Regions from separate parts of the Homo sapiens genome. Here region 2 is linked to region 1. The links are chromatin contacts, found by Hi-C or POLR2A ChIA-PET in ENCODE. All regions are on one chromosome and are shown on one strand. The core of a region is the stretch at or near the end of the contact, and the rest is flanking DNA. Distances in the headings are between cores, read along the strand shown. Region 1 overlaps XYLT1 (xylosyltransferase 1). Region 2 overlaps XYLT1 (xylosyltransferase 1).

Region 1 (5,879 bases), core at 524-3,023:
AGTCGCACTCACAGAGGAATGCTTCCTGGAGATGTGTTCCCAGCATTGGGGAAGCTGACCCTTTTGCAGGAACAGAGCCACGTGGTCACATGTATTTCACAGGGGCCAGGGGGCTGGAAATAACCCAAAGGAAAGGGAAGCAACTCTGGGCAGAGCAGTAGGGCAATCAGAGTGGTTGAGGCTCTTGGTCAAAACCACGTCTGCTTTATTCATGGCACTCACTACAACCTACTTCACATCGTTTGCAGTCAGGTCTTGCCAAGAGGCTGTGCTTTAGCCAATAAAATAGAAATGTGATGCACACAACTTCTAGGCTTACCCATGGACACCTGTGCATGCTTCTCTGTGCTATTTCCCTCTTCACTGTCTGGGTGCAGAAGAGCACGGTGACCTTGGATGCTGTGTGTTGAAGATAGTGGAGATAGTGGAGTCAGATGGAAAGGGCCTGGATCCCTGAATTACAACATGGAGGGGAGTCAATCAGGAACATCTATTTTGGATGGCAGAGGATGAAGACATCAACCATCTTCATGTTAGAGACATTATACACTGGTGGCTGTGTTCCAATAAAATTTGACTTACAAAACAGGTGGTGGGCTGGATTCAGCCCACTGGCTACAGTTTACCCATCTCTGGTTGAAGAGAAGCTCTATCTACCAAATAAAGTACTAGTCTTCCAGAAAGAGTTATCTGATTAGACAGTTTGCCCTGTGTGACCTCAACGCAAACAAACATTGCTACGTTTGATTGTTATAGCAGCTGATGTTCCCTAACTAATATAGTGATTCTATACCTGGTTACTGAAGGCAGAAAGGCTTGGGTTCAAATTCTAGGACCAGACCTCGCTAGCTCTGTTATCTAGAGAAGCTACCAGAACCTTTGAGCTTCAATTTCCCAAAGTGGAAAATGGAAAGGAAATACTGAAGAAGGTAACCTGACATATTTTAATTGAAGGCTGTGGTATATTGGTCATCTAGGAGCTGTTGTACAGATGTTCTGATTGTTGACCACATTCTATCAGCGACAAGACGGACAGGAGGAAAAGCAAGGCATTGAGATGGGTGAAGGTGAACCATTTACAAAGCCTAAACTTTCCATACATTTCTTACATGAACAAATGAATGACCCAACGAACACTTTTAGCAGCATCTGCCTTCTATGAAGACCAGGCACGTGCATGCCTAATCACCCTTTGGGGGCAAGAGCCATCTGTGATTTGGCTTGTTTTCTTTCACAGTCTTATTTCGCAGTCTTATCAGTGTATCTGTGCAAAAGATTACTCAGTGTACGTGCACTTGTTAGCAGATGCAGGGAAGCTATCACAATTTAGAAAGCACGTGCTTTATACTTTCAAGTCAGGCTTCCCTCTGCGTCCTGGCTCTGTCACTTATTTGATCTGTGGTCTTGGGCAAATGGCTTCATGAACTCTTGAAGCCTCCTCAGCTTCCAAATCTGCAAAAGGGGTATGCCAGAGACAGCTAACCATCCATCAACATCCATTTTCCCCTCTGTTATACACAATTACAAATGAGAATGTGACACTTATCAACATTTCTTCAACACTTCTCAGCCTCTCTTGTAGCGAGGTGCATGAGGCTCTCCCTAGATTTTAAGACAGGAATCTTAAATATTTTATTTTCTATAAGAGGACAGACAGTAAACACTTTGGGCTTTGTGGGCCATATGGTTCTCTGTTGCAACTTCTCAACTCTGCCACTGTAGAGAGAAGGCAGCCACAGACAAGACCAAAACAAATGAGTGTGGCTGTGTTCCAATAAAACTTAACTTACGCAACAGGTGGTGGGCCGGATTTGGCTTGTGGGCTATCATTTGCCAGTCCCTGGTTTAACAGATGCTCAGCCTACCAAATATAGTATTAGTCTTCCAGGAAGAGTCATCTGATTAGACATTTTGTCCTGTGTGACCTCGTAAGCCACCAATTCTTATTTTACACACACACACACACACACACACACTCTCTCTCTCTCTATTTATAATTGGTCTGTGTCTCTGAAATTCTCATCATGTTCTGAAACGTCAACTGTTTCCTGATCTTTAATCCCAGTCTCCATGGGCCATGTCCCTCTCCCTTTCCTCCTCCTTTTTAGGACCAACTCCATAATTTGCAGGGCTCACTACAGATGAAAATGCAAGGCCCCTTGTTCAAAAAATATTAAGAGTGTCAAGACGGTGAAAGCAAAGCATAAAATCTAACATGGGGCTTTCTGAGCATGAGCTCAGGTTACAAAGTCCACCAAGCAGACCCTGCTGGTCTGGCTTGTATTACCATCAGCAAACCCAGAAAGTTTTCTGCCTAATTTCTTGACAAGTCCAGAAACTTGCCACCTGCGAGCTGCTTGAAGCGTTTCAGGAATGGTTTTGCACATCACAAGAAGAAGGAGGAAAAAAAAAAAACCCAATTTTCTTTTAGTATATTACTTGTTAGACAGCGAAATGGAATATAATTATGGTGTGACATTTCCAACAGCAAATATGTTCCAGTGTAAGCAATTAACACCGGTTCTTTTGGCAGGCTTAAAAAGATTACTCAGAGACTGTGGTAAGTTACAATGCCCCATGAATCATAAATAATGTAGAATCGCAGCTAAGTTGCATTCTACGACCAAAGTTCAAATTTCTTGATGAAAATAAATTGGGTGCTTTTAACCCTCTGTTGACTTCATGTGGCTTAAGCAGATTCGGATCATAAGTTCTTTGGATTTTTGTAAATTACATATTTACCTTACCCCTAAGAACATCTGCAAAAAATTATAAAAAAAAATCTGCATGTATTCATTTCAGCTGCTGGAAATTTGCATGAGGTAGTGGGTTTGAAGGGGACCCCTCCAGGATGGACAGAATGGGGGAGACGGCTTACACTGAGAACTATTATCCTTGGAGGCTGTTATGGTTAAATGATGAAGTCCCAAGATTTAGTAGAAGGCATATCTGGACCTATGTCCCTATTCTCTCTGCCATTCTTGACACAACCAAAGGGAAGGCAGCACCTTCTGAATGTATTTGTGCAGCTTGTGACTCTGAGCAACTGAAACCAATGAAACACCAGCAGCAGTTACAGAGCCACATACCGTAGGGACATTCAAGGCCACCGTTACATTCAAAGCCTCAGGGCCGTAGTACCCTTGTACTATAGCACTACTAGCACTATGGGCTGGATAACTCTCTATTGGAGGTGACAGCAAGCTGTCCTGTGCATTGTGCAGTGCCCAGGAGCATCTCTGGACTCGATCCACTAAATGCCAGGAGCATCCTTTCTTTAGTTGTGACCATTAAAAATGTTTCCAGCAGGCACAGTGGCTCACACCTGTAATCCCAGCACTTTGGGAGGCTGAGGCGGGCAGATCACCTGAGGTCAGGTGTTTGAGACAAGCCTGGCCAACGTGGCGAAACCCTGTCTCTACTAAAATACAAAAATTAGCCAGGTGTGGTGGTGGTGGTAGTGCCAGCTACTCAGGAGGCTGAGGTGGGAGGATGGCTTGAGCCCAGGAGGCAGAGATTGCAGTGAGCCGAGATCACACCACTGTACTCCAGCCTGGATGACAGAGTGAAACCCTGTCTCAAAAAATAAAAACGAAGTTTCCAGATATTGCCAAATGTCCCTGGAAAAAAAAATACTACTTTAGATAGACCTGGGTCCATCACTGTGTGGCCTTGAGCAAATGACTTCATTGCTTTGAGCCTCAGTTTCCACATGTGCAAAAAAACTCCCATGCCTACCTTACAGAGAGATTGTGAGGCTGGGATACAATGATGCAGATAGAGCGCTTAGCCTGGTGTCTGGCATAAAGCAAGCATTCAGTAAGACAGATGCTATTTATTCCATCACCCATTTGATTGTTTACAAACAGCTCCTGAGCACAGTGGAGCCATGGCAGGTACCAGGGGTGTGAAGACGCATAAGCCTTATCTCTGTCTCAGACATGCTAACCAACAACGTCAGTGCAAGGGGGTGCTCCCTAAAATGAACACCTGGTCATGGGGCAATGGGGGCTTGGAGAAAAATACCTAAATCTCGAGACTTCATGGACAGGATGGCACCTGAGTAAAGTAAAAGTTTTCCAGGCAGACACACTTGGGGAAGGGCATTCCACACAGAGGCAACTGCATGTGCAAAGGTATGGTGGTATGAGTCACTCAGAACTCCCCTGAGCTCAGGACGGCTGGGAGGTGAATTCTACAATGCAGGTAAGGGAGGAGGAGCAGCAGGAACAAGGCTGGCAGGCAGAGGGCAGATGAGGAAGGATCCTGAGATGTCAAATAGTTCTCATCTCTCTTGTCAACCCAATGAACTCATAGCAAAGCTGAGTCCAAATCCTGCCTTGCAGGACGCAATGCAGTGATTGATTAGCAATGTCTGCTTTGGCCCAGGAAGGTAGAAGAGGCTCAAGCTGCAATGTATTTCCTTGTTTGATGAGGGTTTTCATCAGGGGAGTGATGTGAGGAGAAGCACATTTTTTAAAGCTCACTCTGGAAGCCATGTTTTTTTGTTTTTGTTTTTGAAGAGAAGACAGAGGCAGAAATGGAGCAGGAGAAAGAGTTGGGAAGTGACTGTAATACTACCAGACAGAGACAATACATGCCTAAAGGGCAGAGCAGGAGGCTGGGGAGGAGGAGACAGATACAAGGTATTTAGGACCTAGAAATGATAGCGACTTTGTGGATTTAAGGGAGTAGAAATAACAGAGACTCTTGGATTTTTGGTTTGGGCAACTTGGGGAATAACAGGGTTATTCACCTAGGAAAAAAGTTCAGGAGATTTTGGAGGCAGAAGGATGGTAGGTTATTTTTCAGACCCTTAGCTCGTGGAACCCCAAGGTAGAAATGTCCATTGACTGTTGTAGGTTTGGATCAGGAACCCAGACCAGTGATGAGGAATAGAGTCATTGCTTAGATATGGCGGCTGTCTTCACTGGCCAATAAGTGAGCTACAGTGACCCTGCTTCTCCAGCCCCTGGGGAAGCCCAACTGTAAATGAGAAAGACAGCTCCTTCCAGTGGGATTCTTTCCTAATCTAAAGGCATTCCCGATTGACAGGATTAGTGAAGGACGACAGAAGAAAGTCATTACTGAATAATCCCCTGCACATTTCATAGTCAACACAGCATTCATATGATCCTTGTAATCCAATTAGGTGATGCAGGAAGCTATATCTTAATTCCTGACTTCATTGTGACTTGCCTGGTCACAGGCAAACCTTGTTTAATAAGGTGTCACCTAAACACTGAGTGGTGCATACAAAATGGGCACAGAACGGTGATGGGGTTGGGGGCTGAGGGGAGGAGGTGACTGCTGTTGAGAATATGTCCTGTCTCAAGCAGCCAATAGGGGACTTAGAAGCTCCATGTCCTCATCAGCGAGGCTTGTGATTGGAGGAGGCTTGTGATTGGAGGAGGCTTCTGATCGGTGGAGGCTTGTGATTGGAGAAGGCTTCTGATTGGAGGCAGCTTCATCTCCCCTTCTCTCCATCCATTTTGCTCCTCCGGACCTGTGTGTGACAACTGTCTGTCTGGTGGCTGGAACTCATCTGACAATAGGAACAACAATCATTTTTACATGATTGCTACTTACTGAGGGCCCACTTCATACCTGGCATTTTACACACCTGGCCCAAAACACCCTTGGGCAGAGTAGATTGTATCCTCATTCTAAGGATGAGAAAACTGTGACTCAGAGAGATTAAGGCATTTGTCTCAGGCCACACAGCTAGAGTTACAGCTGGGATTCAAATCCAGATCTGTTTGATTTCCTTTTATTTTTATTTTTTGAGACACAGTCTCACTCTTTTGCCCAGGCTGGAGTGCAGTGGCACAATCTCGGCTCACTGCAGCCTCCACCTCCCAGGCTCAAGCAATTCTCCT
Region 2 (6,021 bases), core at 1,033-3,532, 170 kb after region 1:
ACCGCCTGGGTTTGAATCCCAGCAGTGCTACTGACCAGCTATGTGACCTTGGGCACACAATTTAACTTCTCTATGACTCAGTTTACCTATAGGCAAAAGGTCAGCACCTACCCCTTAGAGGAGTTGAAAAGGACAAATGAAACAGAGTATATAAAGCATTTGTTGGGCTGGGCATGGTAGCTCATGCCTGTAATCTCAACACTTTGGGAGGCCAAGGCAGGAAGATCGCTTGAGGACAGGAGTTCAACACCAGCCTGAGCAAGAGAGTGAGATCCCTGCCCATCCCCCCTGTATTAGTCCATTTTCACACTGCTATCAAGAACTACCTGAGGCTGGGTAATTTATAAAGAAAAGAGGTTTAACTCACTCACAGTTCCACATGGGCTGGGGAGGCCTCAGGAAACTTACAATCGTGGCAGAAGAGGAAGAGGGGCAAGGCACATCTTATACGGCAGCAGGAGAGAATGAGAGTGAAGGGGGAACTGCCAAACACTTTTAAAGCATCAGATCTCATGAGAACTCACTCACTATCATGAGAACAGCATGGGGAAAACCTCCCCCCTCATCCAATCACCTCCCACCAAGTCCCTCCTTTGGCACATGGAGATTACAATTCGAGATGAGAGCTGGATGGGGACACAGAGCCAAATCATATCAACCCCCACCCACACCAATCTCTTAAATATTAAAAAATGGAAGGGTGGTGCATTCCTGTAGTCCCAGCTACTTGGGAGGCTGAGGCAGAAAGATTACTTGAGCCTAAGAATTCAAGGCTGCAGTGAGCCATGATCGCACCACTGCACTCCAGCCTGGGCAGCACAGCGAAACCTTATCTCTAAAAAAATAAAAATAATCACATAAAACAAAGCATATGTCACAAGTGCCTGGCACATCACAATGACTCCCTATAAATAATCATAATAATTATTCTTGCTCATTATAATACTTTGAGCTCTGCTCACAGAAGTACAGAACAACACAGGTGCCCCTGTTAAACTGAAGCCAAACTTCTAAAGCAGATCAATTACCAGGAGATCATTCACAATATAAAGGATTCTCATCGGGGACTCCTTTAAATACAGTGAAATCTGTGAAGGGCTTTTCAAATCGGAATCAATTTACCATATTGACATGGAATTCTTCAGGGACCCTTCGGGGAAGGACTCAGATGTAGTGTCCTCTCTGTCACTCTCATCTGTTGGTTGGTGAACAGCAGACTCTGTTCACCATTCCTACAATCAGCCAAGGGGGGCTGTGATGTTTCACAAGGCGCCACGGCAGAGAGATGAAAGTTGTTATGGGTGCTGTTGGATTTTAGGGCTGCTAAGAGAACCAGATGTTTAAAAGTAGCCCTGTGCAAGTCCAAGCCAGAGCTGCCAAATTCTCGACGCATGAAAAACAAAGGCGTCTGGCTTGGGAAAGTTTGTCCCAGGCAGACTCTCTGAGTCTATTTAGAAAGGGTTACAATGCAACGTTTGTATCTACACCCCTCCTGTACAGGTTTGCAAAACCGGAAATAATGCCTGTCACTCATGCAGTGACTCCTGGGCACAACCTTACAGCCAGTCCCTGTGCTGGGCATCAAGGAAATACAGAGATGACGTGAAATACCTGCTGGGTGAGCCATAGAAGCAAAGCGTTATTTGCTTCTGAGTCTGAAAGCTCAGCTGGGTGACCTTGGGCATGTTGCTTAACCTTTCTGTGATTCAGTCTTCTCATCTGTGAAATGGGGATAGCAGCAGGACCTTCCACACAAACTCACTGTGAGAAATGAGTAAAGATAAATGAAGGGGTTGGAACAGCTCCTGGCACACAGTAAGTGCTCAATAAATGTGTTTATTCTTAGTTGTGGTAGTAGACTGCTGATAAGGGGCTAAATTCAGGGTGTTAGGGTAGTACATAAAAAAGCTATCTAGGCTGGGCGCGGTGGCTCACGCCTATAATCCCAACACTTTGGGAGGCCGAGGCAGGCAGATCACTTGAGGTCAGGAGTTTGAGACCAGCCTGGCCAAACAGTGAAACCCTATCTCTACTACAAATACAAAAAATTAGCCGGGCGTGGTGGCAGGTACCTGTAATCCCAGCTACTCGGGAATCTGAGGCAGGAGAATGGCTTGAACCCAGGAGGTGCAGGTTGCAGTGAGCCAAGATCAGGCCACTGTACTCTGGCCTGGGCAGAGTGGGACTCCACCTCAGAAAAAAAAGTATCTAACTAGAGTATCAGGAAATGATTACCATCCCATACCATAGCCAGATTCAGCTCGTGGCCTATTTTCGCAAATAAAATTTTATTGGCACACAGCCACGTTCATTTGTTTACATGTTATCTCTGGCTGCTTTCCGGCTGCAGAGGCACAGTTCAGTAGTTGCCAAGGAGACTGAAGGGCCCTCAACATCTAAAATACCTCTTATCTGCTCCTTTAAGAAAAGGCTGGCCAACCTCTGATCCAATTCAATTCAGGAGGGATGTGATCAGGGAAGGCTTCCTGGAGGGTGACAACGTAAATTTTCCTTGGTTAATATTGACTCTTGCATTTCAGAGTTATTGAGGAGGATGCTTGGATCGGCAGGTTCGGGTAACAGAAAGGAAATAAGCATTGCCATCGACCTCTATCTGAATCAAATCCTACAGCAGGCATCACAGAACGGTGGCTCATGGGCCCAGAAACAGTCTGCAATCTAATTTGATATGAACCTGTGGTGCTTAAAAAACACCCGAGACAACATTGGATGGCTGGGATACATCATAATAAACCGCCTTTCCGGCTTCTATTAAAAACTCTGACGATCTGGCAACCCTGGGCCCACCCTTCCCATGGAGACCCCTTTTGCTGGGGTACCTGTTCTCCAGATCACCATGAGAACCTTTTCATTCCCCCCTTTACTCTATGTCTACAGCCTCTGCTCTGATGCTATCAAAGGCCTCTCACACATATTCTTGGTTCCCTGCCAACCCAGGCAGACAAGGCAAGCTGAGAAAACTAAAGTTCAGAGAGGTCAAGTGACTTTCCTAGGGATAGCCATCTGGTGAATGATAAAGCTGGACCGGAACCTGAGCCTTTGAGTCTAGCTCACTGTCCCTCTTCAGACATACAAACAGCGGAATGAGTCATTGCTACGATTTTACTAGGGCACTCCATAGTTTGAATAGCTCTTTTTTTTTTTTTTTTTTTTTGAGACAGTGTATTGCCCAGGCTGGAGTGCAGTGGTGCGATCTCGGCTCACTGCAACCTCTGCCTCCCGGGTTCAAGCGATTCTCCTGCCTCAGCCTCCTGAGTAGCTGGGATTACAGGCATGCACCACCATTCCCGGCTAATTTTTGTATTATTAGTAGAGACGGGGTTTCACCGTGTTGGTCAGGCTGGCTCAAACTGCTGATCTCGTGAACAGCTCTTTCACATATACGAGTCCAGATTGGAAAATGCAGACCTTGGATCCACGGAGGCCACGTAAATATTGAGTGGCATATGGTCACCAAAGGACTGACAAGGCAAGAGGCTAAAACTCCAGAAAGATAAGGACTAGAAGTGCATCTAGTCTATCTCAGGAGTCAGAGTGGGCAAATCTACTGAATCCAACAAGCACTGCTTAAGTGCCTGCTGGAATCAAGACAAAGAAAGAGGCCCAGCTCCCCATCTGGGGCTTAGAATGTCACAGGGAGGGTGTTACCTGTAAAGTAACAACGTAAGACCGACTGTGTTTCTGCAAGACTAAAGGGCAGAGACAGCTGAAACTTCGGTGGCCTACATGGCAGATTTAAGGACTTACTCAGGGCACAGGTGGAGACGTGGATTTAAGTGAGTATGAGTGATTTTTTTCGGGGAGTAGATGATGGGTGAACCATGGCCCTTGGATGATGTATTCGTTTCTTGCCAGCTGCCATAACAAAGCACCACTAAATGGCTTAAACAATCAAAATGTATTGCCTCCCATTTCTGGAGCCTAGAAATCTAAGATCAAGGTGTTGGTAGGGTTGGTTCCTTTTGAAGCCTGTGAGAAAGAATGTTCCATGCCCCTCTCCTGGCTTCTGGTGGTCTGCTGGGAATCTTGAATGTTCCTTCGCTTGTAGATACATCATGCCCCTCTCTGCCTTCGCCTTCACAAAGTGTCCTCCCTGTGTGCATGGCTATGTCCAAATGTCCCCGCCCCCCCCCACTGTTTTTTTGTTTTGTTTTGTTTTGTTTTGTTTTTGGCAGAGTCTTGCTCTGTCACCCAGGCTGGAGTGCAGTGGCTCGATCTCGGCTCATTGCAACCTCTACCTCCCAGGTTCAGGTGATTCTCCTGCCTCAGCCTCCTGAGTAGCTGGGATTACAGGTGCATGCCGCCACACCTGGCTAATTAAAATGCCCCCTTTTTATAAGGACACCAGTCATATTAGCTTAGGGACCCCCCCGCTTCTAGTATGACTGCATCTTTGCAAATTACATCTGCAATGACCGTCTTTCCAAACAAGGTCAACTTCCAATGTACTGGAAATCGGGACTTCAACATATGAATCTGGGGGCAGGAGAGGGGACATAATTCAACCCATAACAGATGACATCCTCAAAGTCACTGGGAAGCATGGCAACGGAGGCTGAGATGCTCAAGGCCATCCTCGAGGCTCCTCCCCACAAAGGGTAAAGACCTGGGTTCTCCCTGGCCTTTCTGGGCAGAATGAGAGTCCCCAGAGGTTCTGGTGCTGTTGGAAGGATCCTAAGCATCAAGGGAAGGGGTGTGGACAACTCCAGGCCTCCAGCACTGAGAGCAGGAGGGAAGCCCTGCTCCCTCCTCATTACACTGTGGAAAACAGAAAACTCAATTTATTTAAGAATAAACAGGCTTTAACCTGAAGTTCATTCTCCCGCTCCATGATGCTTTAGCATCTACATGCAACCGCAGCTGCCAGCATCATGCCCCGGTTGCACAGTCCGAAGGACCTATATTGGAAAAATAATGGCATTTTCTCAACAAATTATCTCACAGCTGAAGTAATAACTTGTTTAAAGATACGCCAATTCAGATTTTCATCCCCTTAACCTGCCACTAAAAGAAAAGCGGTGTCATCCCCATGGCAAAACAGGAGCAGTTTAATCACTTCTGCACCCCTGTCCTCCGGCCCTCGCCCCCAACTCCAGCCCCCACCACCACCCACAGCTGCACGTTTATTAATTTTAAGCCATTGACAGAGTCTCTTTGGAAACCATGTTTTTTTACTTCTCAGGTCAACATCCTCCAGCTCTGTTATAATAAAGTACACACTGCCAGAGATAAAGCAAATATTTCTTTGGGAAAGGAAAACAAAATAGAGTGGCTGTGTTTTCAACACAATCGCTAAGGATCCAGCCAGCGGACTTCTTCTCCAACAGCAGCCATCAGGCTAACTGGCCCTCACCAGGCTTCTCATTTATTTGGCAACAAGGAAATCACAGCTTCAAACTCTCTCCTGGCAACAGCAGCTTTCTCAGTCTTCGGCCAGGTAGACAGGAAGGACAGGGGCTGACAGTGAAAGGAATGCTGGGAGACACATCAAGCATTCAATCAACAAACAGTGGGTGCAGCTGACCCTGTGCCTGGCACTATGCTAGATTCTAGGTACCTCAGTGACTAACACAAATTATAGTACCTACTGTCCCCAAAGAACTTGCAGTTTAGGGGCTGGGCGCCATGGCTCACACCTGTAATCCCAGCACTTTGGGAGGCCAAGGTGGGCAGATTATTTGAGGTCAGGAGTTTGAGACCAGCTAGCCAACATGGTAAAACCCTGTCTCTACTAAAAATACAAAAATTAGCTGGGAGTGGTGGCACGCGCCTGTAATCCCAGCTACTTAGGAGGCTGAGGCATGAGAATCACTTGAACCTGGGAGGCGGAGGTTACAGTGAGCTGAGATCATGCCATCACACTCCAGCCTGGGTGACAGAAAGAGACTCCATCTCAAAAAAAAAGAAAGAGAGGGAGGGAGGGAGGGAGGAAGGGAGGAAGGAAGGAAGGAAGGAAGGAAGGAAGGAAGGAAGGAAGGAAGGAACTAACTAACTTGCAGT

Evidence for each region. Hi-C counts contacts between places; a loop is a spot of excess contacts on that map. ChIA-PET counts read pairs that join two places held with the same protein, here RNA polymerase II (POLR2A). Pooled maps may share reads with other maps.
Region 2: a loop to region 1 is called in a pooled map, with 3 times the contacts of the local background. The contact joins two enhancer-like sites. A Hi-C loop is called at or near these places in 2 of 168 maps with a recorded cell type or tissue (gastrocnemius medialis and sigmoid colon) and 8 of 50 pooled maps. POLR2A ChIA-PET finds 5 or more read pairs at or near these places in 3 of 52 experiments (B cell, H1 and activated CD4-positive, alpha-beta T cell).

What each region holds. Positions count from the first base shown.
Region 1 is chr16:17,223,203-17,229,081 of GRCh38, forward strand. The region is part of intron 3 of XYLT1 (xylosyltransferase 1); the gene reads right to left. Among named protein-coding and RNA genes, the nearest start is that of XYLT1, 240 kb to the right of the region's middle. Within about 2 kb of position 1,774, at least 11 of the 41 ENCODE cell types and tissues checked have a DNase peak (open chromatin) inside an H3K27ac peak, as active enhancers do.
Region 2 is chr16:17,394,674-17,400,694 of GRCh38, forward strand. The region is part of intron 1 of XYLT1 (xylosyltransferase 1); the gene reads right to left. Among named protein-coding and RNA genes, the nearest start is that of XYLT1, 73 kb to the right of the region's middle. Within about 2 kb of position 2,283, at least 22 of the 41 ENCODE cell types and tissues checked have a DNase peak (open chromatin) inside an H3K27ac peak, as active enhancers do.